Linked DNA regions of Homo sapiens: region 2 is linked to region 1. Evidence: chromatin loops called from intact Hi-C (ENCODE). Cell type or tissue: K562. All regions are shown on one strand. Each heading gives the region's core, and the rest is flanking DNA. Links, peaks and the distances in the headings are about the cores only. Region 1 holds the start of GALNT5 (polypeptide N-acetylgalactosaminyltransferase 5). Region 2 holds the start of LOC105373699 (a long non-coding RNA gene).

Evidence for each region. Hi-C counts contacts between places; a loop is a spot of excess contacts. Peaks named below come from ENCODE experiments on the same cell type or tissue, not always from the same donor. Only the 100,000 strongest peaks of a DNase experiment are listed, where the experiment ranks them.
Region 2: it touches region 1 in a loop (8-fold over the local background); 1 of 110 quality-filtered maps calls a loop at or near these places.

The regions. Positions count from the first base shown.
Region 1 is chr2:157,257,562-157,266,316 of GRCh38, forward strand. GALNT5 (polypeptide N-acetylgalactosaminyltransferase 5) reads left to right here and starts at 144. Exons shown (of 10, transcript NM_014568.3): 1 at 144-1,975. The coding sequence starts at 522. In K562, for the core only: no CTCF peak of the experiment used is centred there; DNase peaks (open chromatin) are centred at 1,150, 3,980 and 5,752; H3K4me3 peaks cover 5,777 bases.
Region 2 is chr2:155,359,684-155,368,438 of GRCh38, forward strand. It overlaps LOC105373699 (a long non-coding RNA gene), which reads left to right and starts at 3,726. Exons shown (of 4, transcript XR_923496.2): 1 at 3,726-3,947. In K562, for the core only: no CTCF peak of the experiment used is centred there; a DNase peak (open chromatin) is centred at 3,848; H3K4me3 peaks cover 604 bases.

The sequences.
Region 1 (8,755 bases), core at 609-8,608:
AAACACACATGCTCTCACATAACACAGAAGGTGAGAGCTGAATGAAGTTTTCTGGGTAATGGCATGAAATGTTTTCCTTATGAGAAGTGGTGTTGAGTTACAGCGTGCAGACGGAGAACGGGGAGGAGAGAAACGGCAGTCTCAATCTGGCCCCCACCTTTTCTTGGGCTTGTAGGAAGGTGGACATGGGCTCCCGGAGACAAGACAAGTGATATGTTGAACTGTTCGGTGGCTGGAATCAACTGCTCCTGGAGTGACCTAAGGCCAGTGTTTATCAGAACTTAGCCAGGGCCAGCCAAGCAGGCACAGATGCTCTGCTATGAAATGCCACGCAGGCAGAGACTGACAAGCGGTAGGAACTGAGCTTTCCCCTTGGACTGCTGCTTCCTGCTGTGTTCAGGGGAGGGGGTCACTTTCTGGCAACTCTGCTGCTGCTGCTGCTGCTGCTGCTACTTCAGCTTCCTCTCCACTCAAGGTAAGCAGGCTAAGGGAGGGCAGGCTGCTAGGGAAAGCTTTGTACCATGAACAGGATCCGAAAGTTTTTCCGAGGAAGTGGGCGAGTCTTGGCATTTATCTTTGTAGCTTCTGTCATCTGGCTCCTCTTTGACATGGCAGCTCTCCGCCTCTCATTCAGTGAGATCAACACTCGGGTCATCAAGGAAGACATTGTGAGGAGGGAGCGGATAGGATTCAGAGTTCAGCCAGACCAAGGAAAAATTTTTTACAGCAGCATAAAAGAGATGAAACCTCCCCTAAGGGGACATGGGAAAGGGGCATGGGGCAAAGAGAATGTTAGAAAAACTGAGGAGAGTGTGCTCAAGGTTGAGGTGGACTTGGACCAAACCCAGAGGGAAAGAAAAATGCAGAATGCCCTGGGAAGGGGCAAGGTTGTGCCGTTGTGGCATCCTGCACATCTGCAGACCCTCCCTGTGACTCCTAACAAGCAGAAGACAGACGGGAGAGGCACCAAACCTGAAGCCTCCTCTCACCAGGGGACACCAAAGCAAACGACAGCTCAGGGGGCTCCAAAGACCTCATTCATAGCAGCAAAAGGAACTCAGGTAGTCAAAATATCAGTACACATGGGACGTGTCAGTTTAAAACAGGAGCCCCGGAAGAGTCATAGTCCCAGCAGTGACACATCAAAACTAGCAGCTGAAAGGGACTTGAATGTGACCATCAGTCTTAGTACTGATAGACCAAAGCAGCGATCACAGGCAGTAGCAAACGAGAGGGCACACCCTGCCAGCACAGCAGTGCCGAAGTCTGGGGAAGCCATGGCCTTAAACAAAACTAAGACTCAGAGCAAAGAAGTCAATGCAAATAAACACAAAGCCAATACGAGTCTTCCTTTTCCTAAGTTCACTGTCAATTCAAATCGCTTAAGGAAGCAATCTATTAATGAGACACCTTTGGGAAGTTTGTCAAAGGATGATGGAGCTAGAGGGGCTCATGGGAAGAAACTCAATTTCTCTGAAAGCCATCTTGTGATTATAACCAAAGAGGAAGAGCAAAAGGCAGACCCCAAAGAGGTCTCTAATTCTAAAACCAAAACAATATTTCCTAAAGTATTGGGTAAAAGCCAAAGTAAACACATTTCCAGGAATAGAAGTGAGATGTCTTCCTCTTCACTTGCTCCACATAGAGTGCCACTGTCCCAAACTAACCATGCTTTAACTGGAGGGCTAGAGCCAGCAAAAATCAACATAACTGCCAAAGCCCCCTCTACAGAATACAACCAGAGTCATATAAAAGCCCTTTTACCTGAAGACAGTGGAACGCACCAGGTGTTAAGAATTGATGTGACACTTTCTCCAAGGGACCCCAAAGCTCCAGGGCAGTTTGGGCGTCCTGTAGTTGTCCCCCATGGAAAGGAGAAGGAGGCAGAAAGAAGATGGAAAGAAGGAAACTTCAATGTCTACCTTAGCGATTTGATCCCAGTGGATAGAGCCATTGAAGACACCAGACCTGCTGGGTAAGACCTATTTCTCTTCTCTTTCCTCAACCCCAAGTGCTTTGGCTGTTATGTAAAGAGGATTTATTGCTAGATAATTCTGTGTGATTTTTGGTCACCTAGAGAATTAAAGAAACATTAATCATTGGATATCATTCAAATATTTCACCAGCTACAGAGACAAAAATTCTCTTATTAGCAGTTGCAGAGTTCTTGTTCTCTGAGACTTTGGTCCCTACCATTAGCTCATGTTCAATTTTCTTCCCTCTGTTGAAAACCTATTAAAATGATTAGATGAACTCAGTTCATAATAACGTGTATATAAATGGTAGAGCTTAAAGTGTAATTCCATTAGAATAGTGACAATGAAGTGAATTCCCAATTTTGGAACTTTTCATTATTAGCAAGTTTGTCAGGAATATATTTGGGAAAGAAGCACACAGAAGGACTCTTCTAGGCCTCCCTGGAATCATATCTTAACCAGCAGAATTCTGCCTAATCATAAGTAATGATAAGCAGGATAGCAAGAGAAGTGACTTTACTCCCTAAAATTTAATCTCCTTTATAGGTGGAGATGGTAGATATTTCAGGAGATCAGTTACATAGGAATCATAATGTTGGAAAAAGTCAATCAGTCCATGACCAGCAAACACCTACAGGAGGTATAAAAAGCATAATAATAATCACTTATATTTGTAGACATTCACTATTTACAAAGAGCCTGCATACACATAGATGAACTCCATATGAGCCCTGCAAAGGAGGAGGCAGTCATTATGGTTCAAATTAACAAGCTGGCGAGGGCGCTCAGAAGTTACAACACTTTCTCAAGGTAATGCAGTTCTAAAGCTGCCCAATGGGCCTTCAGTAACCAGTCCTTCAAAAAGTTAAATTCCTATAACTATATCACCAGATGTGGATCAAAACATAGATATTTAATCTGATTCAAATATAATTGGGTTCCTGGCATTTTTTTTCTTGGCCCACTGATAAGTGAAGGTACTCAACAGCCGTATGTTCAATATCTGTTAACTCAGTTCCCTAAGTCAAACAATATTTGCCAGGAAGTTGGATTGGGGAATGTCAAGATTGAGACTTAGCACATGTGGCATGTAAACAATGGCCTTGTTTGGCTTCTGTAGAAAATTCTTCTTTGTGATCTAGGTAGTCAGCATTACATTTTAGTCAGTGTTACTAGGAGGAAGGCAGATACAGGAGAAGCTTTATCCACATTAGAAAGAAGAGTCTCTTCATTGTGATGTCGGCTACAACCAGGTCGTTTTCCATCTCTTAGCCATCAGCAAACAGCTATCAGCCATGCACTGCTTATACCAAGCACTGTGCCATTCACGCTTCTCACCCTGGTGATAATCACAGTCTTGAGGAGAATGCAGACATACTCAAAGATGAGGAAACTGAGGCCCTGGGATGCTAGATTGCCTGTGGTCACAAAGCTAGTCATTGTAGAGAAATGATTAAAATTCATGCTCAAAATTATTCTGCACTCTCTTCCATCTCTTGCCAATCTCCCCTCAAAAAGGATCCTAAAAATTGTGTTGGCCCAGCTCTAATCTAAAGTCCTGTGTATCACAGGATTACACATGCCAGCTTTGAACACAAAGTGCAAGGAAATGAAGTAGCCGTTAAAGCAGTTTCATTTTAACATGCCCTTATTGACCTGGCAGGCTGCTAGGGAGTCTGGGGAGGAATTAGACACTGCACAGAAGCACAAGCTCCAGTTCCAAACCAGAGAAAAGGCACATGCGTGGCGGGGGTGGGGGTGCTCAAAGCAAGTAATAACGATGTTATCACTAGTGTGGCTCATTGAAAGCTCGGGGACTCCCAGTGCTTCTTAGTTTCTATACTTTGTTCTGTAGAAGTTAAGCATTGCAGCCCAGGAAAGTTACAGTCAGGCTCTGTCTTCTGAAGGAGGTTGTCCCAACTGTAGGAAAAATTGACACATGTGCTTGAGAGGATGAGTCAGAGAGCATGTGGCCAGGCCTCCTCCCTCTTATCACATAACCCACCTTGGCTAAATATAGGTGTGTCTCAAGCTGCCTGGCGGATGCTACGCTCCACTCAGGGGTCTACCACCAGGGATCCTGGACCTGGGGCCTCCCAAAGTATTTTTCAGTCCTTTTGTAGTCCTCTTCTTTGAAAGAGGATAAATCATTTTTTGTTCTTTTACCCAAACACCTTGACTATAAATATGTGTAAATTATGTATTCATATAGATAAAGGTTAAAGAAAATACAATCAAAAAACATTTGATTCATCAGTTTGGCAAGATTTGGAGTGTTTTTTGTTTTTGTTTTTTTAAATTTGGCTTTATTTATTTTCAGCCTGGCTCAAAAAGCGTTTGAGGTAGCTGCTTACAGGAATGCATGCAATAAGATTTTTTAAGATAATAAGTTTTCGAAGTCAGCATAAGGGGAAATTGTTATAAAATAGAATAAGAAAATGAGTACATGTGTGTGAAAGAAAGAGAGAGAGAAATAACTGTAAGAATACAGGAGGGCTAGCTTAAAATTAGCTGGAGTAGCATCCTACTGCAACCTTTAAATTTTAAGAGTTTTGGAGAATATCTTCCTTTTTGGCCTATTCATTTCCCCAAAATCCACTGTTATAGATGAATTCACACATAACTGTCATATCACAACTGCTCATTGATACAGAATGAACCAAAAAATGTAAAAAAAAAAAAAAAAAAGCGCACAGATTTGGTATAATCATTTAAATTCAACTTCACCCAGTGAAGATAATAACTAGTCGGTAGTTAACATCATCTTAAAGATGAATGAGCTGATGTGCTAGGGTGAGGTTACCATTAAGAAGTAGAGGACAGGCATGGTAGCTCAAGCCTGTAATCTCAGCACTTTGGGAGGACATGGTTAGAGGATCCCTTGAGCCCAGGAGTTTGAGATCAGCCTGGGCAATATAGTGAGACCTCATCATTACAAAAAAATTTAAAAATTACCCAAGGGTGGTGGTGCATGCCTGTAGTCTCAGCCACTCAGGAAGCTGAGGTGGGAGGATCACTTGAGCCTGAGCGGTCGAGGTTGCAGTGAACCAAGATTGTGCCACTAGCCTGGGTGACAGAATAAGACCTTGTCTCAGAAAACAACAACAACAACAACAACAACAACAATAAAAAGGTAGAGGAGACAGGCAGGGATTTCCAGGACAACTTCTCTTACTCTAGTTCTAAAATCAGATTCTCTTTTCCAAACCTGCTTTTTCACTCCGTTTTCTCTGGAGTCCCAAAGGACCATTGCTAAAATGTTAAGATTCAATTTCACAACTCTTTTTTTTTTTTTTTTTTTTTTTTTTTGAGATGGAGTCTCGCTCTGTCACCCAGGCTGAGCGCAGTGGTGCGATCTCGGCTCACTGCAAACTCCGCCTCCGGGGTTCACACCATTCTCCTGCCTCAGCCTCCCGAGTAGCTGGGACTACAGGCACCCGCCACCATGCCCAGCTAATTTTTTGTATTTTTAGTAGAGACGGGGTTTCACCGTGTTAGCCAGGATGGTCTCGATCTCCTGACCTCATGATCTGCCCGCCTTGGCCTCCCAAAATGCTGGGATTGCAGGCGTGAGCCACCGCATCCGGCCCACACCTCTTTTCTAAAGCACAAGAACTCCTTTCTGTTCTCAGGGTTACTCACACTGTCCTTTTCTGTCTGCCCATGTTTCTCCCCTTTGTGGTATAGCAATAGCACCCTGCACATGACATTTTCTCCAAGCTGGGCCCTTAGCATAAGAAAAGCTAATCTCTTTGCTCTTCTCCACCCTTTACAGTTGTAACCATCCACTGAGGTTTTCATTCACTGGTCCCTTCCCACAGCCTCCCTCCATCCTCACCATTCTCTTGCACACATTCTAATTCAATGTTGCTCAGAATCCAACTGTGGCTTCCTTCCACCTGGACCATGAGGTAGCTGTGACCTCTAAATTGCAATTACTCTTAGTGTACACAGGCATCCTAGTTACTGAAACACTGTTTATTCTGTGTTCTTCATTAACTGAATCCTTGAACGTCTGTTTTTCCTTCCTAGTGAAATTATAAGCTTCTGAAGGAAACTTTGTCTTTAGCTTTATTTTGTACTCCTTTAGCACTGATCACAGTGCTGTACATTCAGAAGCAACAGGTTTACACAGTATGAATTTACAATTTGTTTCTCTGAAATGATTTTTGAAAATTGATACTACTTTAAAAATAATCAAAAGGTAGCAATTCAAATGAAACCTGCAGCAAGTCTGTTTATAAATTAATAATGACTTCTTAATTTTTCATTATGAATATATAGAAGATATTAAAATCTGATTTAAGGCAAATACATTCTGTTTAACACTATAATCTATTCATTAATTTGTGTTTATCCCTTATTTTATATTTTTGTTATTGTTTTGGTTCTTAATTTTAATGTTTTGGCTTTCAAGAGAGGAAAGCCTATTTTATTTACAAGAATGTTTTACGTCAGTATGTAAAATACAACTTCATTGTTGCCTAGAAATTTTGCCTATAAAATTTGCTTGAAATAAAATGCTTTTTTGACAGTTAAAGTTCCATATTTAATCTTTTTTTAATTAAAAGCTAATCCTTTCAGTTCTTGCTCCTAATGATTGAAGTTTGTTTCTGTCAGCAACAATCAACACACATACACACACACACACACACACACACACACACGTACACACAGGTTTTGCTAAAATGTGATCCTATGCAGGGCAGTTCTACTTGGAGAAGTCTGTCTTTTGGCCTGAAGCTATAGTTAAGATGGAACTCCAAAAATGAACTTATTTTAAGAGTGCACTTCCTGAATCTGAATTTAGAGAAAAATGACTCAAAGGAATTTTTGCTGCCAGCATTTAGTTTTTAAAGTACAATAAGAATTCTGGCGTGCTTGTCTACCACTGCTGTGTCCTCATAACGTTACTCAACTGCTTAATTTAATGCTTTGCTTTCCCTACAAAACTCTGGCAAGCCCCTCAATAAAGCAATTAAAATGGTCTTTATTCTCTTAGCCCAGAGCCAGGACTGTCAACCAATAATTTGATTCCTTCCTACACAGCTAAAGAAAGGTTTTTTTTTGGCACATTTGAAAAGCAAAAGATAGCACCATGCATTTGCCACAAACCAATCTAAATTACTGAGGGGAAAGAAAAACTTTCTGGAACCTTAATTTTGATCCTAGTAGGGTCAAAAACTATAACGAATGAGTTACTGGAGGAGGAAGAGGAGGAGGGGGAGGAGACAGAAGAGAGAAAATAAAGTGATCAGGTATCCTCCCAAACTTTGAGCTTCTAAAAGTTTATCAGGCTGAGAGAAAAAAAGAAACTTTAAAGTTAAATTAAATTTAAATTTTTAATTTTTACATGGGACACAAATCTTAATTGATGAAATGAACGTGATTTTGTGACTAATAGTGATTGGAGAACATTAATTAAAATTGATTGGAGAAGCTATGAGATCTCCTTGAGAAACCAATTGGAGGCAGGGAAAAAAAAACCTCATGAGATGAATTCAAAAGGATTTACTTCCTGCTTTCACCTCTATGGGTAAGCAATGCAGTGGTGCCTTTTGAATAGTGTGTATGTGTTCATTTGTGTGTGCACGTGCATGCATTTGTGAGCATTTGTGTTTGTGTGTTAGAGCACAGTACTCTTTTTCACTCAAAAGTCATGTAGGAGAGCAGGACATAAAAAGGAAAACTTGTTAAAAGGGTTCAGACTAGGCTGTAACATAATGAAGGTGAAATATGGCCAAAGGACAATGAACTGGGCCTTTGAATACTTTTATTTATCCCACTCTCCTTATAACAAAGGGAATAACAAAGACAACAAAGATTAGAGGAGAAGAATGGAAAGCACAATTCTGCTACTAGTTCAAATTCTGCTACTAGTTTCTTTCTAAAAAGAAAACAGCTAAACAGTGCCTAATTAATAGAAAACAGAAATGTTAAAGTGAATTCCTGACTTTTCCTCCTAAATACTGTGAAAGCCCTAGAAACACTCCTGGGAGAGAGTAGTTAGTATATGCAGGAATTTGAAAGAAGTATACTTTTTCATATACGGAACACAAGGCCCAGTTTAACCATCAGCATAATATATCAAACTTTTGCTGTAATATTGCCCTGGTACTCTTGGCCCTGAAAATAACTTCCTATTGGGCTTTTCTGGCTGATCCAATCAGAACAGAGCCTCTCAAGAGAGAAACAACTTTTTTGCTCAAGGTTCAGAAAATTCAGGGAAAATAGCAATGTTTAGAAGCTGTATTTTGCTGTTTGCTTTCGAAATGAAAGGAGCTTTTTAGAGTCTCCTGGAAAAACAGCTATATTATACCAAACTCAAGTACCTCCTCAACTGGCGTTGCTTCTAAAATGTTGATAATATGGACATGTGTGAGAAGCAGCAATATGAGGAAACAGTGTTTACAAAGGCTTCACAACTTGCCTTCTCATTTAATCCTTAAAACAATTCCTCAAGGTAGATACTATCATCATCCCAGCTTTACCTATAGAAAAACTGAGACAGAGGAAGCTGAGGTTTCAGATAATAGCAGATATTTCAGACAGTGGCAGTTCATTTCATTGCACGTGATATTTGCTCATTGCCTATCAATCAGGAGCGGTGCGCCATGCCAGGCAGTTGAGGCCTTTCATCCTTCAGGCATATTATTTCATCTGATCCTTGTGGCCATGCCAGATTAGCAAAGTGTTACCTCTCTTTATTAACAGATGAGGGGGGAAAAAAGAGCAAATGGTAAAGTAATTTGCCCAAGGCCTCACAGCTCACAAGTGCC
Region 2 (8,755 bases), core at 259-8,258, 1.9 Mb before region 1:
CCCTTATGGGGCTCAATCTATTGAGTAAATTTTTTACTTCGTCAGTTTATACAGATTTTTTAGTGTTGGGTTTTTTTTGTTGTTGTTTTTACCATTTTTGCTATCTTTAAACTTACTTATCTTTATGCAATATCTAAATTGCTATTAATTACATCGATTGAAATATTTTCTTTCAATATTAATTTCTTAGCTCAACATTTTACATTTGTTTCTTTTCTATAGTTTCCATATTTCTCGTAATGTTCATATTTTTCTTTAAATTTGTGAAAAGAATTGTTGTAAAGTATTTTTTTGATAATGCTCTTAACCATTATTATTTCAGAATCTCCTTCTATTGACTTGTTTCTCTCCTAGTGATTAGTTACCTGTTTGTGCTTTATTCCATTTCTAGTAATTCTTATTGTATGGTAGGGCAATTTTGATTATTATATTCTCATGTGTCTGGATTTTATTGTCTTCTTTTAAAGAGTATTGAAAAGTAACTTTAAAAGCAAGTTCTTTTAAACATGTTTTGGCAGAGAGTTGATTTATTTCCAAATCAGCTTGAAACTTTTTTTTTTTTTTTGAGACGGAGTCTCGCTCTTTCACTCAGGCTGGAGTGCAGTGGCGCGATCTCGGCTCACTGCAAGCTCCGCCTCCTGGGTTCACGCCATTCTCCTGCCTCAGCCCCGGAGTAGCTGGGACTACAGGCGCCCGCCACCACGCCCAGCTAATTTTTTGTATTTTTAGTAGAGATGGGGTTTCACCGTGTTAGCCAGGATGGTCTCCATCTCCTGACCTCGTGATCCGCCCGCCTCGGCCTCCCAAAGTAAGCTTGAAACTTTTGAAAGTTATTTTTGTTTTTCTAGGGCTAGTCTAGTGAAATATTTATTCATGTGATTGTTTAGCCCTACTATTCATGCCAAAGCTTTTCTGTGAGGTCTCTCCATTCTGGTTGATAGGAATTCTTACATCTGCTATTTCTCTATAAGCTCTGAAAATTGTTTAGCTTGTATCTCTGAGTACATGTTCTTTGCCAGGCCTGTGGGAACTTCGCTCCATGAAGACGTCTTTTTATCATTCAGCAAAGACTCAAAGTGACGCAAATGCAGATATCTGGAGCTCTTTCTTTAGGTAGTTGCCTCATTCCTGGTATTCTGTCCCATAAATTCCATCTGTCTCAGTTACTCTAACGTCTGGTCTCCATCTCCTCAACTCAGTAAGATTTTTTGTCATTTAAGGTTTCTTCTCCAGTACTGTCATTGAAAATAGTCTCTAGGCAGAAAATTCAGGTGAACATAGATGTTATCTAGCTTATTTTCTTTTCTCAGAGATTACAGTCCTATACTATCGGTTGTCTAATGTCTGAAAGCAATTATTTTATATAGCTAGTCAAGTTTTATAGTTGCATATTGTGGGTAGGTATGTCTTCATTCAGTTAATTTGTCAAGGCCATAAATTATGAGGAACATATATGCAGAGTAAAAATAAGTTCAAATACAACACAATAAGCTGGAGTTAGCAAATATTTATAGGATGATATATATTATAAATATGTGTGTATATAGATGTTTGTGTCAGTCCCATAAATACCATATAAAAATAAAGCTACAAGAATTTAAGAAACTAACAAGCATATATTATTGAAATCATAAAAAAGAGAAGCCTATGAAAACAAACAGGAATAATTCAAAAAATAGAACTTCTAGAAATTAAAACACAAAAGAAGAAAAGTATATAAGTTGAACGGGATAAGGCAGAGATGGGAAATAATTGATAAGCTCCTAGTTAGATTTGACTAAATTATATCAACAATAATTACATCTGAATAAATTACCATCAAACTGATTGAGAATATCAAAGATTTTGGATGTGTGACTTTAATATATTTCTAATAACAAGCCTAGAAATAGATAATAGGGGAAACAGAAAAAATAGGAATATTCATGAAGCAAAAGAAAATGTAAAATTATAGATGTATAAAAATCAATACATAAAAGCAATCATGGACATCTTTTGTGAAATGGTAGAGAAAAAAAAAACAAAAAAAAACTTCAAAACACCCAGTGAGAAGAGAGAGACAGTTTACCTACAATTTCTTTACCTGTCTTCTTTTGATTGTTGAGTACATAGATTTGCCCTATTTCAATGGTATAAATCTGTAGTATAAATGGTATACATGCACACATGTGCACATGCATCCACACAAGCACATACACACACTTCCCATTGGTAATTTGCCTTCTGACTTTACTAAGGAATTTTTTTAATGCATGTATTCTTTATTTTTTATATAATTTAATCTACCCAGCTTTTCTTTTGTGGCTTTTGTTGTTTGTGACACAATGGCAAGTCCTGCTCAATGACAAGGGTATATAAAAAAATTAACTCAGGTTTCTTTCCGGTTGTTCTGTTTCCTTTTCACATTTAAAAATTGAGTTGATTCATAAATTATGGTATATTACGTGAGACTTTTATGATTATAATCTTTTTCTGATAGGCAAAATTTAGCTCAAATATTATTTATTATAAAGTTGACCTTTCCCCCATAGATTGGATATGGTATTTTTGTCACGTCTTAAATGTCCAGGCTTATTTGGCTCTATTTCTATACTTTAGAAAACTTTGCTTCAATTCAGTCAATTAATAGTGAAAGGGTGCTGTGCTGTTTTGCTTATGGATGCTTAATCCTATGTTTACCATTGCTGGGTGGATTACTAGCTTGCTATCATTGAATTTTCTTCAAAGTTTTACTGCTTGTACTTGTCTTTTGTTTTTAAATATAAATTTTAGAATCACTTGTTTGGCTAGTTCTAGAAAATGTGGAGCTTCAGGTACTATTTTGATACTAAAATAATGTTACAAATTAAATGTATGAACATCATAAAATATATAAATATATATTAACTAATAAAACTACAAAATAAAATTGGCAAACCCACCTGATTTAGGAGTTTTCTTTAAATATATACCTCTCAGTGGTTGATAAATAACACAAAACAAAAACAAAACCACAGTGTAATGATATTGAAGGTATGACAATAAGAAATTATATTTGATCTAAGGAATGTGTATACAGTATTGCTTCCAACGAGTGTAAAAATAATTCTTTTCAAATTCATTTGGAATATTTAGATTAATGAACTACTTTTTAGGTGTTTTAAATGTTTAGCTTTCTAAAATATCACTATTTTATAGAATACCTTATCTGACTAAATCAAAAGTAAACAATATTCTTAGAGATATTATACTCCGGGAAAAGATATGTGCTACATCTAAAAACTATAAAAGGGTGCTATCAAGTATATATAAAGAGACCCTAAAATTAGTAAGTTAAAAAAAAAAACTACACAATACTTAAAATGGGAAAGCACAAAAACAAGAATCTCTAAGAAAAGGAAATGCATAGTGGCTTTTAAAAGATAGGAAACTATTGAGCTTTATTTCATTAAAATAAACATGAAAACCACAGTGAAGTATAATTTTACTCTCAAAAAAATTGAAGAAAGAAATAGAGTCTCATATTACCAGATATGATGGCAATATAAAATAAGAAAAATTCAAATTCATATAAACCTGTGGTAGAACAATCACTCTAGAAGACAAAAAAAAATTTACAAACAGTAGTTTGAAAAACTACTGAAGTTAAATATAGTATATTGTATTGTTAAAGCAGCCAGCTAAGCAAACATGACCAGGGCAGGAAAGGCCCCAAACCCAACAAGGAATGTCAGGGTACCATCAGGTGACGATCAGAGGGTTGTTAGTCTGTGTCTCTAAAATAATAGCTGCTTGTAGCAGGTGCCAAGGAAAGGCAGTCTCCCAACAGATAGAAACAACAGAAGCTGGTGATTGACAGTTCCTGATAAGATCTCAGGAATTGGGCAAGTGAGTTCAAGCATGCGCATTTAGAGGCAAAATGGCGGAGTTTAACTGATACGTGACCTTCTTCTGGGAACACTTGACCGGTAAGAGAAAAACCTCATTAAATGAACATATGCACAACTTCAGAAAACACACTGAACATGTGGCCCCTCCCAAGTGCTAGCAGGCCACTGCGCATGTGGACAGCCCACCCCAAGGGAAGAATCAGGGGAGGAGAAATGCAAACCCTGGAATCATGACAACATATAAAACCCCAAGTCGAGGGTCAAGGTTCTCTCAAGTTGCCTACTTGGCCCTCTTCCGAGTGTACTTTACTTTCTTTCATTCCTGCTCTAAAGCTATTTAATAAACTCTTACTCCTACTCTAAAACGTGCTTCAATTTCTCACTCTGCCTTATGTCCCTCAGCCGAATTGTTTCTTCTGAGAAGGCAAGAATTGAGTTTGCTGCAGACGAATCAGATTCACCACAGCTAACATACTTGGGAGGTTGAATGCCTCGGGCAGAAAAAGTCAAGACGCCAAAGCATGGTAGCAGCGGCAAATCCGACGGGTCTGCAGCAAACTCAATTCTTGAATGGATGGGGCAGGTATTCTCTTTACTTGCTAGAGAATCAACGATTCCATATTCAAACATCCTGTGAACTAGCTAATCCTGGGGAGAGTAATGAGACTTACCTGACAGAGAGGAGGATATATGCTGGTCTTTGAGGTTTTCAAGGCTGTGAGACAGGAAAAGCTGGAGTGTGGCTAGAACAGAGTGGTAGAAGAAACTGCATTGTTCTGATTGTATTGGTGTTGAGATAGACCAGGTAGAGTCAGCAGCACGATCACTCTCTACGTTTCCTAGAGTGGTAGTAGCAATGACAGTGGCAGCTCAGTTATCAACTTTGAGTCCTAAGGTACAAGTGAGAGTGTTACTGGCAGAACGTATTCATATCCATATGGGGTCTGCAGCAACCTCACCCTCACTTGGGAGGGGCCACATGCACAGTGTGCTTACTGAAGTTGTGAAGTTGTGTGCATGCTCATTTAAAGCTGTTTCCCTTAGCCGTGGAGTATTACCAGAGGAAGGTCATATACTTGTTAAACTCTGTCATTTTGCCTCCTAGTGTGCATGCTTAAGCCCACTTTTTCAACTCCTGAGATCTTATTGGAAAGCTGCTGATCACTAGCTGAAGGTGTTTTCTATGTATTAGAGGACTACCTTTCCCTGGCACCAGTTATGAGCAATTATTATTTTAGAAAGACAAACTAATAACTGCCTGACCATCATCTGATGGTTGCCTGACATTTCTTGGAGGGGACTTTCCGGTCCTGCTCATGTCTGCCTAGCTACCTACTCTAACACTATGACTGAGCCTCTTACATATGTGTGACAGAAAATGTGTACAAGAATGCTGGCCAGGCATGGTGGCTCATACCTGTAATCCCAGCACTTTGGGAGGCAAGGTGGGTGGGTCACTTGAGGCCAGTGGTTTGAAACCAGCCTGGCCAACACAGAGAAACCCTCTCTCTACTAAAAATACAAGAAAAATTAGCTGGGTGTGGTGCGACATGCCTGTACCACCAGCTACTTGGGAGGCTGAGGCATGAGAGTTCTTTGAACCTAGAAGGCGGAGATTGCAGTGAGCCAGGATCGCACCACTGCACTCCAGCCTGGGCAACAAAGTAAGACTCTGTCTCAAAAAAAAAAAAAAAAAAAAAAAAAAAAGCTAATAACAGCTTTGCTCATAATGGCAGAGAAAAAAAAAGAGTTAAACAAAATTCGTTAACTGAAGAAGCAATAAATAAATACATAAATACGCATACAGAATAATATTTATTGTAACATCATAAAAATAAATTAATTCCTGCTTCAAGCATTAGCATTTAAATACCTCAAAAACAAAAATGAAATAAAATACAATAAATAGATTTATCATGGAAGAATAAAGTTCAATTTTTTATATGTGTGTACACCACACACACACAGTAAAACCAAGTAATGCAATATTAAATGTGTGTGGTGTGTGCGTATGTATGTTGTAAAACTATAGAGCAAAACAAGGGAATGAGTAAAACCAAATTCAGAGCAGTGGTTACTTCATTAAGTAAGAGTAAGCAATGTGATCAGTTAATACAGAGCAGGGAATTCAACTTTATTTGTAGTGCTCTATTTTTGTAAGCTGAGTCATGAGTATCTGGATTTTTGTTTTGTTCTATCTTACTATGTAACATATACAGCCTCATAAACTATACTCTTTTGCTTATATCATATTCAAATAAGAAAGTTGATAACATAAAAACAAAGTAAGAACTCCCTAAAATTTTACATTGTTTCAATTAATTTTGACATTTTTATTTTATACAAGATTCTAGCCATAAATATGGCAATTTTGTATCTTGAAAATGTGACAAATATACTTTAAAATGTCTACTTGTTCCTTTGTTTAAAATAAAATGCTTGCCAGATCAAATAAATTTAAATATTTTTAGCTATATTGGTACTAAACATTTCCCTGTCATACCAATATGTAAAGTTGTTCTAAATCTGCTTTCATGAACATGCCATTTGAGCTAATTACTTTAGAGTAAATGCAGCTCTCAAATAATTGCTAAACCTTAGGAAATGCTTTCAATAATTGACTTAGTTTTCATAAGCAAAACTTGTGTTACTAAATCTGAATTAAATGCACATTTGAGACACTTAAAGTGTTAACATGTCAAATATTTTAATAGTGTAATAAAAATAACTTGTAGAATTAATGCCAAAAATAATTCAAACACTGCATTCACATTTTTTTACAAATTTTCTGTCATTCAAAAATGTTGTGTGGTATTTTCATGTGAATTGTGTCATCTGCAATGAATATGTTTTTCTACTAATTGATATAATCTAAATTGAAAATATTGTATTTCCTAAAGTACAAATTTCCAACTTCTGTGACTTACATGAGATAGAAAGTCTAATTTTAGAAGTGATATAAGTAGAGACAGTGAAAAATACAAAATATTGCAGAAAACTTGATATATTCATATACAGATATATAAATGTTAACTTATTCACAATTATAATTCTTTAGTAATTTTTTCACAATATTTTTACTCGTATTTTTACACATAATATTCAATTGGGAGGAAGAATGCACAGTTCTAGTCTTTCTAAAAAAAATTATCTAGTGTTTGCCTCTCATTGACTCTACATATATACAAATATAAAACATTTCTTTATCTTTTATCTTATTCCAAAAATAATTTAAGGGATGGGTAGCTAGATTGATGGCTTAGTGGCCATAATATCTCAAGCATAATATTTTCTCCTTGACCAATCTCGGTTTCTGCTAAAGATGAAAAACTCTGGACTGTGTCTCATGCTCAAACAGATTAAACTCTCTAATGTAATATCAAGAAAAAGTATGTTTTACTGAAGAAATGAAGAAGTATTTATATTACCTTTCATATATCTACATTAAACAAGTTTCAAATATTGCATTTCTTTCACTGAAGTTCTCCCTTGCCCAACCACCTCACTTCTTTCTTTATCTCCGCTAGCCTCTAAGGAACTCTTTCTGTTCTTCTTAACGACTAACTTAAAATTTACATTTAAATAAGTAGTTGCACGAAGAAAACTACATAGTATTTTTCAGTCATGCCCATCCCCTACTAACCTACTTCAACAGCAGTTTCTTAGAGTTCTCAGAAAATACAATAATCATGAGAGATATAATTAAGGCTTATAAAATAAGATTTCTCTCTAAATGGTGAGATTTGTGAATATATATATGTAATGAATATATATAATAAATACATAATGAATATATAATGTATTTATATGCCCCTGTAGATGTAACCATGCTACAGTGAATAATAGAGACATTCTAGAGATTTCTGTCAGTGAAGACAGACACATGATTTTGATACTGAAGGACCTTGACTTTTGAAATCAAGACAACTAGATTCACATTCCATGTCAACCACTAGTTAATTCCCATTAACTATAACTTGTTCTCCCTTATGTGTGGGAAATATTAACCTCATAGCTATATTAAGTCAATTTCAGTACATTCGAGTTGGCAATATATGGATTTTTGAAGTAAATAGAAAATATAGGAAAAACAACCATGAGCCTCAATCTATCATTCCTTTTCAATGGCCTAACAAAAAGGAATGTAAATGATGTTTGACCCACATATATGACTAACAATGCTAGAATAGATCCAAGTCTTTTCCAGGTACAGAATTGGGAAAAATTGAATAAATGGTTTCTTATTTCAACTTTACCAATCTATGACATTCTTACACTCCCCTTAACTCAATTCTTTTTTCTCCCTACTGTGAGCAATAATCACACCATTTCTCCCCCATCTTTCTTTTCTTATCAAAATTTCTCTCTCCTATTTCTGTAGGGCTCCATCTTTGACTTTGTTTTAACTTGAAAAAAGATTCACAGTTTAGAATTGTACAATAGATGAGTTTCTTACTTCCTTTAATGGAGAGATAGCAATTGTGCCTAAATGGTTATATTCCAGGGCAATGTAAATGTAATGGTAGTATATGGATAAGGTAGTACATATATTAATATGCTACATTATCAACGTGATGGTAATATGCAGGATTATTTCTCCTGACATATTAAAATATAATTTTGAAGGTACTTTCAAATCTTTAAACCTGTTTCTCTAGTCTCTGATATCTGTGCATTCAAGTCAAATTAAAATCATTGTTTCATAGATTTCTGTTCAAGAAAAACATATTTTCTATGAAAATTTGTACACATTTTGGAGATTACTTTATAATAATTTTTTTCCATAGGAAATATAAGCTATAAATACATTGGATCAGTAAAAAATAATCCAAGGAGAAAAGAGGTTTGTAAGAAATCCTGATCTGTTTTGGAGCCAATAGAAGGCC